Regions from separate parts of the Homo sapiens genome. Here region 2 is linked to region 1. A link is a contact called in ENCODE Hi-C or POLR2A ChIA-PET data. All regions are on one chromosome and are shown on one strand. The core of a region is the stretch at or near the end of the contact, and the rest is flanking DNA. Distances in the headings are between cores, read along the strand shown.

Evidence for each region. A loop is a pair of places that touch in the nucleus more often than their neighbours do. ChIA-PET counts read pairs that join two places held with the same protein, here RNA polymerase II (POLR2A). Pooled maps may share reads with other maps.
Region 2: a loop to region 1 is called in a map of prostate gland, with 4 times the contacts of the local background. The contact joins two enhancer-like sites. A Hi-C loop is called at or near these places in 1 of 168 maps with a recorded cell type or tissue (prostate gland) and 8 of 50 pooled maps. POLR2A ChIA-PET finds 5 or more read pairs at or near these places in 2 of 52 experiments (MCF 10A and PC-9).

What each region holds. Positions count from the first base shown.
Region 1 is chr1:235,072,170-235,078,006 of GRCh38, forward strand. No RefSeq gene overlaps it. Among named protein-coding and RNA genes, the nearest start is that of LINC01348, 5.3 kb to the left of the region's middle. RefSeq lists an enhancer at 3,102-3,351. Within about 2 kb of position 2,987, at least 34 of the 41 ENCODE cell types and tissues checked have a DNase peak (open chromatin) inside an H3K27ac peak, as active enhancers do.
Region 2 is chr1:234,670,235-234,676,071 of GRCh38, forward strand. LOC124904555 (a long non-coding RNA gene) reads right to left here. Exons shown (of 2, transcript XR_007066952.1): 2 at 1,168-2,756. Among named protein-coding and RNA genes, the nearest start is that of LINC00184, 44 kb to the left of the region's middle. Within about 2 kb of position 2,485, at least 3 of the 41 ENCODE cell types and tissues checked have a DNase peak (open chromatin) inside an H3K27ac peak, as active enhancers do.

The DNA.
Region 1 (5,837 bases), core at 1,737-4,236:
CACAACCCACAAGGTCCTCCCTACAGGACCACACCCCTGCTCACCACCCTCACATCCTCTCTTGCTACCATCCAAGAGCAGCGTCCTCCCCCAAGCTTTGGACAGGCCACCCTCATTCCCCTCTCAGGGCTTTTCCGCAGTTGTTTCCTCCCGCTGGAATGCTGGTCCTCTGGTCTGGGTCCTTCTGCCCTTTGCGGAGCTGCTCGTGCAGACACCTTCTCTGATTCCCTATCTAAAATTTTTGCTCAGCCAGGCACAGTGGTTCATATCTGTAATCCCAGCACTTTGGGAGGCTCAGGTGGGAGGATCCTTTGAGCCCAGGAGTTCCCAGCTTGGGCAACACAGCAAAACCCCATCTCTACAAAAATATTTTTAAAAATTAGCCAGGCATGGTGGTGCACACCTGTAGTCCCAGCTATTCAGGAAGTTGAGCCAGGAGGATCACTTGAGCCCAGGAGTCTGAGGCTGCAGTGAGCTATGATCACACCACTGCACTCCAGCCTAGGAGACAGAGTGAGACCCTGTCTCAAAAAATAAAATAGCCAGGAGCAGTGGTTCACACCTGTAATCCTAACACTTTGGGAGACCAAGGGGGGTGGATCACCTGAGGTGAGGAGTCCAAGACCTGCCTGAGCAACATGGTGAAACCCCGTCTCTACTAAAAATACATTAGCCAGGCATGGTGGTGGGCGCCTATAATCCCAGCTACTCAAGAGGCTGAGGCAGGAGAATTGCTGAACCTGGGAGGTAGAGGTTGCAGTGAGCCGAAATCATGCCACTGCACTCCAGCCTGGGCAACAGAGTGAGACTCCATCTCAAAAATAAAATAAAATAAAATAAAATAAAATAAAATAAAATAAAATAAAATAAAATAAAATAAAATAAAAAAGTTGTTCCTCCTCTCCTACCCTCCCCTCTAGCCAATCTCTGTCCCATTATGCATTTTTAGTGTCCTTATAGCATGTCACTCTCTGAAATGATTTCTTCTTAATTTTATGTATTGACTGTCTCCTATGTCTCCTATGAACACCATAAAGGCGGGGCCACATCCCCCTCATTTACCACTGGAATGGAACAATTCCTGGGCCAGAACAGGGTGCTTAAAAAGCATCTGTTGACCCCCTCCAAGAGTCCAGTAACTTCAAGCAAGCTGAGCAGGAGAGCACCAACACCTCTCGAGTTGCCAATGGCCAGTTTCAACACCTCAGACAGTGGGGCCCACGGCCGAGCTCCTGCCATTGCATCTGAGGCCTCCAGTGCTAAGGGAGAAGCCCTGGGCCTCTTCCACTTTTGGCCTCCTTCTCTGCTGGAGCTGCACCAATTTCCACAGGAGTTGGTGACGGGGCACGAGTTGGCCCCGGTGCTCCACACCCAGAGCCCTGGGCAGGAGAGCACCTTCTCCCTTTCTTGGCCTCACCACCAGGACCGGCAAGCTTTTCAATTCCCCCATCTGCAAGACAGGGACAAAGAATGCTTTGTCACCCCACCTACTTCTCACGGGTGTTATGAAACAACTATTTGCTCGGAAAACACTTTGAGCAACTTGGGGAAAGGTGCCCGGGGCTCAGATGACGCCTGTTGCATTTGATCCAGGCCAAGGAAGGACTGTGCCAACTAGTCATCCGGTCACCGCCGCACCCCCCGGAGGAGCAGGAGGCACAGCAGCTTCTCCTGTGTCTCCAAGCCTGTGTCACAAAGCCCGTTGGCCGTGCCGTGGTCCCAGAATCTACCCACAAGGTGTGTGTGTGTTCCTGCCATTGGCCGTGCCGTGGTCCCAGAATCTTCCCACAAGCTGTGTGTGTGTTCCTGGGGCTGCCTGAGCCACTGGTTTCAGCAGAATCTGAGCTCTCTATGGGCCTGGACAGTGGCCTCCAAACACCCAGCCTACCCTTAGCCAAGAAGAAGGGCCGAGGGTCACCTGGGGATAACATACCTGAGCTCCTGCCCTGCCGGGCGGGGCTGAGATTTTGCTGCCAGCATCGCAGGCAGGGAGCTGGGAACAAAGGCAAGTAGTCTTGGCTCCCCAGCCTCGGGAGGGCAGATCGTAACCTGCAAGCAGGCAGGTGCCTCCTGAGCCGACAGCAGTGGCAGCAGCCACCTCGTTACTATGACAACCATACTTGGCCACCATCACTCTGTCTCCAAGAGGGGCCAGCCCCAACCTTGACCACACAGGGTCACCCAGGGCTGCCCAAGGTGGAGAATGGAGAAGAACCCAGGCGAAGGCAGGCCAAGGGCCGATGGACACACCTCCCCTTTAGTCAACAGCTCAATCTAAGCTTCAGACTGGACATTCGACTCAAAGGTGGGACAGGCCTCTCTCTCTCTCTGCAGCATTCACCCCAGGCTGCTGCTTCAAGATAAACCCCTCTCCCTGCAGGTGACTTCAGCAAGGCCTTTAGCAGACAGTGAACAGCAGACAGCATGCATGTTTAATTATAACTCTCTTGCATAGGCAGGGCTGGCTATATACAGTATGTCTGCCTGTTACTAATTATATTTACTTTCAAACGAAGTGGGGGAGATCTTCTGAAGATGAGTCAGAAAACAAAAAAGCCCTTCGTTGTTATGAAAGCAGGGGAACGTCTCCTGAGAGCGTCTGAGCAGCACTGTCACTGCCTGACAATGGAAAACCTGAGCGCCAAGGCAGCCAACCCAGTAAACACTGCACGCTGGCTTTCCTGGCCCAGCGTCCCTTCGAGCCAGTGCCTGAACTGCATACCAAACCACAATCAATAGGAAAGGCGTTCTCCCTCCCGGACAGAGTGGCATTTAGAGCCTGGCTGGCTCTTCCTGCAAAGACAGGGCGACTCGGCGATCTGCTGTCACCTTAATTGGGAGGCAGCGTTCCAGTTGAAACACAGCAAAGGTTTTTTCCCTCATCAAAGGAGAAGCATTCTGACCAGATGGCTGAATTGAAAAGGCTTCATCCTCAGCCTCCACACAGCCAACGGTGTTATTAATAACAACACTGCGAATGCCACAAATCACATGCGAACACCTAGAAACCCAAAATAGTCACCACACGCAGAGCAGTTGTCCGCGCCTTGGCGGCGATTAGGTCATTGTACTAATTTCAGCTGGACGCAGCCTCACACACATATGTGGACTCACATCCGTGTCTGTCTGTGTGTTTGAGGTCTGCAAGGGTGAGGTGCCCGCGGTTGTTTGAGGGGAACTGGTCCCCAGGCCCCACTCAGCCATCAGCTGCCTCTTCTGAGAAGACTGCGTGGGCAGCCCTGCCTCCTCTCCACACAGACGCCAGAGTAAGCCCAGCCGAGGGTGACACATCCGCCCAGGAGAGCCATGCAAACTCATACTGTTCAGAATGGGTTTTCCAATCGTTTTCTAAACAGTCACACTTGTTTTGTTTGCTTTCTTCCAGGAAGGCTGCACTGTTTTGGAAAAGTAGGGGGAGGACATTTTTTTAAATGAGTTCACTTCCTGAGTCTTTAAAATATTTCCCTGTAGACAGAGTATTGGGAAGCTGTGGCCAGAGGACAGAGCGGTCTCAGGTGGGCGGCACCCGGAGTATGAGGATCAGAGCGTGTCCCCCCACGCGCACTCTTCACAAGCCGGGGAACTGGAGTTGGCAACGAGACAGCAAGGAAGGAGCTGGGAGAGCATCCCTTCCCAAACCCCCATCCCACTTCCCACCACCCTCCAAGAAAATGTTTCTAAAGCCAGGTTGGAATTTGGAATGGGTTTTCCTGTTTGTCCGGGCAAGGTTGAATTGTGAAATCACATTATTCAAAAGAGAAGAGAAACAGTAGATATGAGAGACTAGTCACTGGAGATTTTATTAGGAAGGAATCATGAGGGTAGCCAGCATGAGTCAAAGTGCATTATTTTACCCGTTACTCGTGGTCGCCCTATGAAGCAAATGGTGGTGAGCCTATTTCACAGGTAAGGCCCCGAGAGGTGAGGTGGCAATCCCAGGGGCCCTCTACCCACTCCCACAGACTAAGTCGGCTTCCCTGCTGGACACCTTAGCAATCTGCACCATTCCTTCATTGCTGGAGTCATCACTGGAAGTGAAAGTTATTTGCAGGGTGAGTTGGCCTATGTCTGTCACTCCCCACTAGAATGAAAACTCCATGAAGACGGGGCTTGTCTTGCTCACCAAAGTACGCAGACTGGGCACAGTGCCGTGAGCACAGTAGCTTTGAAATATGTATTTATTGAAGAGATTAAAAAAAAAAAGCCAGGCATGGTGGCTCACACCTGTAATCCCAGCACTTTGGGAGGCCGAGGCAGGTGGATTACTTGAGATCAGGAGTTCGAGACCAGCCTGGCCAACATGGCAAAACTCCATCTCTACTAAAAATATATACATATATATATATATATATGCACAGTGGCGAGCACCTGTAATCCCAGCTACTTGGGAGGCTGAGGCAGAAGAATCACTTGAACCCGAGAGGCGGAGTTTGCAGTGAGCCGAGACCACGCAACCGCTCTCCAGCCTGGGCAACAGATCGAGACTCCATCTAAAACAACAACGACAACAAAAACAACGACAACAAAACCCTCTTGTTCTAAAGGAAGAAAGAAGGCCCAAAAAGAGAAACATGGCAACGCCGAGCATGCCAGCAGAAACATAACATGACCCACTTCAAAACCAGTGCCACAAACCCTTCCAAATTCACAAAACACTGGGGCCTGGAGGGCCTGGTACCTGGGCAGTGAATAGGCCTTTCCACTTCCTATCGAGGCACTGGACGGTATGCATAGGGAGTGTCCCCCCACATGCAGCAGATGGGGTACGAGTGCCCTTCCGACAAATGGAGAATCAAAGACAGAGACAGCAGTGCTTTATCCTGAAAGTAGCTCGAACAGCAAGGGCAGAGCTTGGCATCAGATCTGTCAGCCCTGCCCATAATTCCCTGATCAGATCACAGATGGAAGCAATGCTCTAGTTTTCAGAGCAATGGTCCAAATTCTAGTTTTACCCCACAAAGATTACACCCAGCCTCAAAGTGTGGGGACCTGGTCACTGAGAAAGCCTCCCTTTTCCCACCCTGGCTCCCCCTGCTCCCCTCAAAGCCCCCAAGCTTCACTAGAGTGGGTAATGAGATGAGGAAGAAGAGCAGATGGAAGAGCAGGCAGAAAAGGAGGGCTGGAAAGAGGAAGGACCCTCCCACCACCTCACCAAACTGAAGGCTGTGCTCCCAGCAGGCCTGCTGGGGTCTTGTCTTCCATGTGTTTTAAGGCACAAGCATTTGTAAAGGCCTGTTGGCTCATTGTGTTCCTGGCCTTGTCTTAGCACTAGAACTCCTCAGGAAAAACACAGAGCCCTGCCCTCGAAAGGCTTCCAGTCTCACAGCAAACCAAACAGTACAGCTTAGAGGTCTCCAGGCACAAAGGCTGCTTGCCATTCCTGGCTTTTCCATTCTCCCAAGTCCGGGTGAGGAAGTTGTGCTGTTCCAGCCTCAAACCAAGCCAGGCACTCCCTTTGGGCCTCTTAATTTCTGAATTCTGCTGGGTCAAGGTTTATGAGAAAGTGGATGCAGTCATTTCTAGGAGAAACAGAAGTGGGGAACTTGTAACACATCACCCCTAAGGAGACCACACTTGGTTCCTGGGTCACACCGAGTACATGGGGACAGTTTGACTCATCACATCTCCTTTCCTCTGGTAAGCGGCCCTCTGGAGCTGCGGCATAAATGCTGAGCCCAGGGCCCAGAAGAGTCAGGACTACCCTGTGGGCACCGTGTGTAACACACACCAGAAAATGCCCGAGACCCACGGCACGCGACTTAGCAGCTGTCACGGAGCACGAGAAAGCGCGCCTTCCACCATGAATTCTCTCTAAAAGCCATCTGACTACAGCAGCT
Region 2 (5,837 bases), core at 1,235-3,734, 400 kb before region 1:
GCCTGCTGCTTAGCAAACTAGTTAACAGCTCCTGGCCCTTCACATGCATCCCCTCTCTTTCCCTGCCTTGATTCCTTGGTTCTCCTATCTGCTCAACCCGTGACCACCTCTCCACCACAGCAAATCCTGCTCGTCCTTCAAGACTCTGCCCAAGTCCTCTTAGGCCTCGCACACCATCCCTCTAGGCAAAAGGACTCCCCCTGTCCGACCCTAGAACACAGATTCAGCAGGGCATCATGGCTTGTGCTACCCAGGCTGGCTGGCTGAATCCCTCTGCCACCGTACTTCAGGAAGAAAGGGAGAAAACAAATTTACTGAGGACCTCCTATGTGTCAGGTACCCAGCCGAGCATTTTTATAAATGTTCTCTCACTCCTTACCAGGTGGGTACTGGCATTTTCATTTTGACAGCTGGGAACACAGAGAATAAATAACTTGTTGAAGTAACTCAGCTGAGAAGTGATAGGACCAGAATATAAGCCTGGAAAGGACACGGGAAGGATATAAAACTAAAAAATCAGGAGATCTCCAATTTAATTAACCTTTCTGAATCTCATTTTTTTTTTTCTCATTAACGGAAATGGCTAACAACACCTACCTCATGGAAATGTGCAAATTAACTGAGGACATTATTTTGAAAGGCTTTATCAGCTGTGGAGGTTTCTTTTCTCTTGGTGCCTAGCACACTCCAATGCTTAATAAATATTTGTTACTAGATTGATTTCTACGTCTTCTCTTAAAAGCTGCACTATCTGTTAGTCTCCCATGCCACGTCTCCCTGCTCTTAGCTGGTTACGATAATATTCGTGTACCCAACTTTGAAAAAGAAATCATGCCATGATTTGCTGAGAACCATTTCCAGGTCCAGCATGATGAGAGAGTCAACACTTACCTGCACACATTTGCAAATATTGCGTAATGTGCTCAGGAGAGAGAATTCCTCCCAGTATTTTTGTAACCTGTGTTCGGTGGTGCTAACTAATTCTAATGTGTAACATCAGTTTGCTTCTCCCCCTTGAAAGATAGCAACTGTCAATAATCATCACCGTGTCTCCCACTTGCAGAGCTCACTTAAACCGTCTAAAAACCCTTGATAGGGAGTGATATCAGCCTTTTCCCTCTGGACCAAGCTACCTAAGGAAAGCAGTATTGGTCTCATGCTAAGTCATTTGTTTTTGCTAAGAGTTTTATTGTTCCTTCACACGATAGTGATAACTGAGTTTTGGCTTCTAACTTATCTTTCCATGCCTTCTGAGTATTTGCACACTATATTTGGCATATTTCATGGTCTGTGCTTCTGTTCTTTATTTCGATTTTCAGTTTCCTCCTTCGCCCCTCCTTCTTTCCATGATTACCCAGCTGAGCTCCATGCAAACATGTCTTCTCTATTTATTCACATCACAATATCATTTTGACCCTCAGCTTTCCTATTTCATGTTTCAGAAATTTCCCCAAACAGTACTCCCTTGCCCTGGTGTAATTAGAGCTCCTATCTCTGAACCTCTAGAGTTACAACTTGCCCTGATCCACAGTTTCTTTCCTGCTTGTGAATTTCCTTTCCTCTAAGTAGTAAAATTAGTAACTCTTTGCATTTCTTAATTGTAGTTTCAACAGCTTGGATTCTTTTTGTAGGAAACTTGCTTACTCTTTGGAGCTCCTTTTCCACCACAACTAGGCCGTACAAAACCAAAGTTATTTTTAAGATGGAGTGGTCCTCAAAAATAGGCACCAACCAGTGCTTTTGTACATAAAGTCAATAACTTCTAGATATAGATTTTCTTTCTCTACCATACGCCCCTGCTCTATACAATTACCCAGTGATCAAAACAGAAACCTTAGCCAAACAAACGCATCCTATGGTGTGCAATGCTTTTCCTTTCTTATCCAATATACAAGGCTTTTTCACTCTGCCTAGTTCAACTCTTCATAAATATTAATCGGTCCCATTGATTCATCTTTCCATTTTACAGCCATTAATAGACACCTCTCTGGATGGACATCACATAGTTTATCCACTTTAACCAGGCTGATCGATTCTCTTTTCTGAAGAACGCTTGCTTTAGAGAAGTCAGGGAAACCAATTTCTCTTCTTGTTTTCTTTTACCAGTCTTCTGAAGAAGAGCCAAAGGTGAGAGGCGCTCTAACCCATGAGGCTTTTTTTTCCCCTTCCTTTCTGTCCTCACTCACAGCACCTCTTTCTTTGCCCCAAAGCGCTCCCGCCACATCTGTGCCCCAATACCACTTGTTACTTAGCATCCATGCTGGCTGGCTGCCGTGGCCACACTTACAGGTGGTGTGGGTGGGCACTGTTCTCGGTCCACACATCCTCCCCAAGAACCCTGTTGAATGGAGATGTGACAGGGCCAGGGGTCACTTAAAGATTGTTCACAGGCTGCTAACAGGCTGGGGGAACAGTGGGTCCAAGTCAGAGCTGCTCTTGCCGTGGGTGATGGCTGGTCTTCTTTGGTTAAGCTGACCCAGCACTGCTCAGCCAAGTCTCTCATGGTCAAGTGTTATTTCTTCCAGGTAGTGGCCCAAACAAACATTCTTGGAAGGCCACTTTCCTTTGTTAACTTTATTAACAGATAAGTCTCTAGTACGAAAGAGTTCTGGGGCCACCTGAGGCATAGGGACAGTTTCTGTGCTGCTTGAGAATAATCCCTTTGGGAGATCATTCGCTTAGCGGCCAGAGACTTGTGTGAGCCTGAGAGGTAATTAGGTTATAGGTGCCGAGCAGATCCACTTGTACCAGCTGTTCTGGAAGAGAAAGCAGATGTGTGAATGGAAGAAAGAGATGCATTCGAGGTTACAGAATGAAGGTCAGCGGGAAAGATGAGAATTCAGGATTCTCACTGATAGTTAGAGGTTTGTTGGTTTTTAATTCCCAGAAGAATCATGAAGAATGGATAGTAATAATAATACTTGACCCATGCACACTCTTTTATATACTAGACACTGTTCTAGTGGTTTAAATGTATTCACTTATTTGATCTTCATACCACCCATAAAAGTCCCCATTTAATAGATGAGGGAAAAGGACACCCACAAGTTCAGTAAGGTGGCCAGGGTCACACAGGGAGAAGGATGTAGGACCAGGACTCAAACCCTGGCAGTCGGGACCCATAGCCTTAACTGTGTGTGTGCGCACGTGTGTGTGAGAGAAAGAGACAGTGGGGTATGTTTCAAAGACAGACATGGAGGTGGTGCTATGCATATGGTTCATATGAGTCCCCTCCAAAGACTATTTCCAGACTAAATAGTGGCTCCAAAAGCTGACATTTACTGAGCGCCTATTAAATCTTCTCGAATTCTTACAATAATTCAGCAAGAATTTTCAGTTTTGAGGTGAGAAAACAGAGATTCAGAGAAGCGAAGCGAATTGGCCAAGATTACCCAGATAGTAAGGCAGATGGCGGACCAAGACTTGAGTCCAGAGGCCAAGCTCTTTGTGGCCCACCTTGTCTGGAGAGGGCCCCCTCACCTTGTCAAGTGTATGAGTCAATCAGACTATGAAGTAGCTCACAGAACTCTTTCATAAATTTGTTTGCATTTTCATTACACATATTATCCAAAAGAATCTTGTATCCTATGTCATCTGGCTGATAAATTTCTGATCTCACTCTATGGATCACTGGAAGAAGAGAATGGACTCCTCCTTGCTGATCATTTTTATGTGGAATATCAAACCAATGTTGTGGATTCATTGACATGCATATACTTCAGAACTAAAGAGAGAGCACAGTGATAGTCCCTGAATGCTTGCCCTAAGGAAGGAGCTTCCCCAAAATACAAGGCAAGAAGATGCTACACGGGTCTTTCCACTCCACAATTTCACTTAGGATCTGATTGTTTTTGCATTTTCCCTTTCGAAGAATTTTGTAACTAGCCAGAAGGTAAGAATGTCACCTCCGTCCTAATCTGGACATGAGCTAGGATCTAAACTTAATGGGCAAACTCATGTGTGGCTTCGGGCAGCATCATTTTGCATGGGGTTTTGTCTGAAGGTGGATGAAGATGCAGGTAGCTGAGGGGGACACTAACATGGGGAGGCCAGTGTGGTGTCTGTTTGAAACTGGTCTGTAGCCCAGCATGGTCCCCAGGCCAGAGGATCTGCAGGCAAGACTGTAGGTGCTGATTTATGAGGGGCTCCGGGAGAAGGGGCCAGGAGCAGTTCTGCTTTGGAGGAGTTGCACAGGGTGGAAGAGAGGTCTATTACCCCAAATCAGGGAGGACCTAGATGTTCTCACTGAGGAGTAGGGGCCAACTGTAGCCATCAGCTGGGTGGGGACTGGGCAGCTGAGCAGAACAAAGGAAGGACTGTTTGTGAGTACCTGTGAGACACCCCTCAGGGTCCACAGAAAGTCTTGGAGAGGGGTGCCCTCCTGTACTGGGAGCGCTGCAGAGATCAGAGCCTGTGAAATCTGGATCGTTGCTATTAGTGTGACTCATTAGTATCCACAGACTCCCAGCCATGGGGATATATGGTTTATAAGAGCAACACCCGTAAGAGTGGGGAGTGGGGTGGTCCATGAATACAGGTGTGATGGGTTCTGTACTACCAGGCAGCCTGTGAAAAGGAGGTAGGGTCATATTTGTGCTTGGGGTATAGGCATGTGATAAGTGAATAGATAAATAGTTCTCTTGAAAAGATCTCTCAGGTAGGGCCTTGAGTTTCAGGGTCACAAATATGATCCAAGTTGCAAGATCTCAGAGTATGGAATTCTGAGACTCTTGGACTTAGAAACAAAAACACATAAACAGGAAGCTCTGGAAGCAGTGGAAGAACCTGGAAAAGCCCATCTGTCCAGAGGCTGTCAACAGTGGGCACAGCAAAGGGCACGTTCACATTGGCAGGTGCACAGCATGGACTGAGCCCAGGGAGTTTCCGGAGGTGTGGGGTGCCTAGGTATCCAGGCATGTTCACAGGCAACCACATACAGACCCATTTCGAGGGCAGGTGGGGCTCAGTCTCCAGGATTTCCAACTTACCTGACACTATCCCCCAATTCCCAAGCAGGTGTTTGAGCCAGACTCCCATGCAAGCAGGGACAGGACCCCACCCTGTGCCTTCACTAGTTTTGGGAGACCACCAGCAGTGCTGGGTGCAGTCCACATATCTGCTGAGTCTTTCATCTTCATATTGTGTCTCGGTACTTTTAATTAAAGGATCCCAGAAAGCCGACTCCTAAAGGAGGCTGGTGTTGAGCCAGGCCCTTATATAACACACCTACTTGCTATAAACAAGAGCACCAGAGAAAGGTTTCCAATTGGATTGAAAGTGTTCCCCCTTTTGTCTGCAGTTTGGACAACTTCAAGGCTGTAAAGATGAGTCTACCCCACATATATTATTGTCCTTACATGTTCTCTCCCTTTTTGTTCTCTCCCTTCTAACTCAACCTTCAACTCCCTATCGTGGAAGGAAATATAGTTGTTGTGTGTGTGCATGTGTGTGTGTGCCTGCGTGCATGCATGTATGTGTGAATGTGTGCGTGTGCGTGTGTGTTTCTCAGCATAATCCGCTTTAGCAGGCTGCTAGATCTGACCAGTAGCAGCAGCTGTGGCAGCTGCAGCAGTGGCTGATTGCACTGGAAGGGCATGGATAAGCCTGTTTGATGGAACCAAGAAGGAAGGCATTTAAAACCTTCATGTCTTTCTACTGCTCTTTGCAAGCCCTCATTAGCTTCACTAGAGGGAAAACTTATCTTGTAGGGTTCAGTCGCTGTCTTCCTCTGGGCACACAGCACAATCAGGAGGGATTTCCATTCAAAATAAAGGAGGTGGAGTTGGATTTTTAAAAAGAGAGAAAGGGAGAAGAGCATACTCTCTCTCATCTGCTGA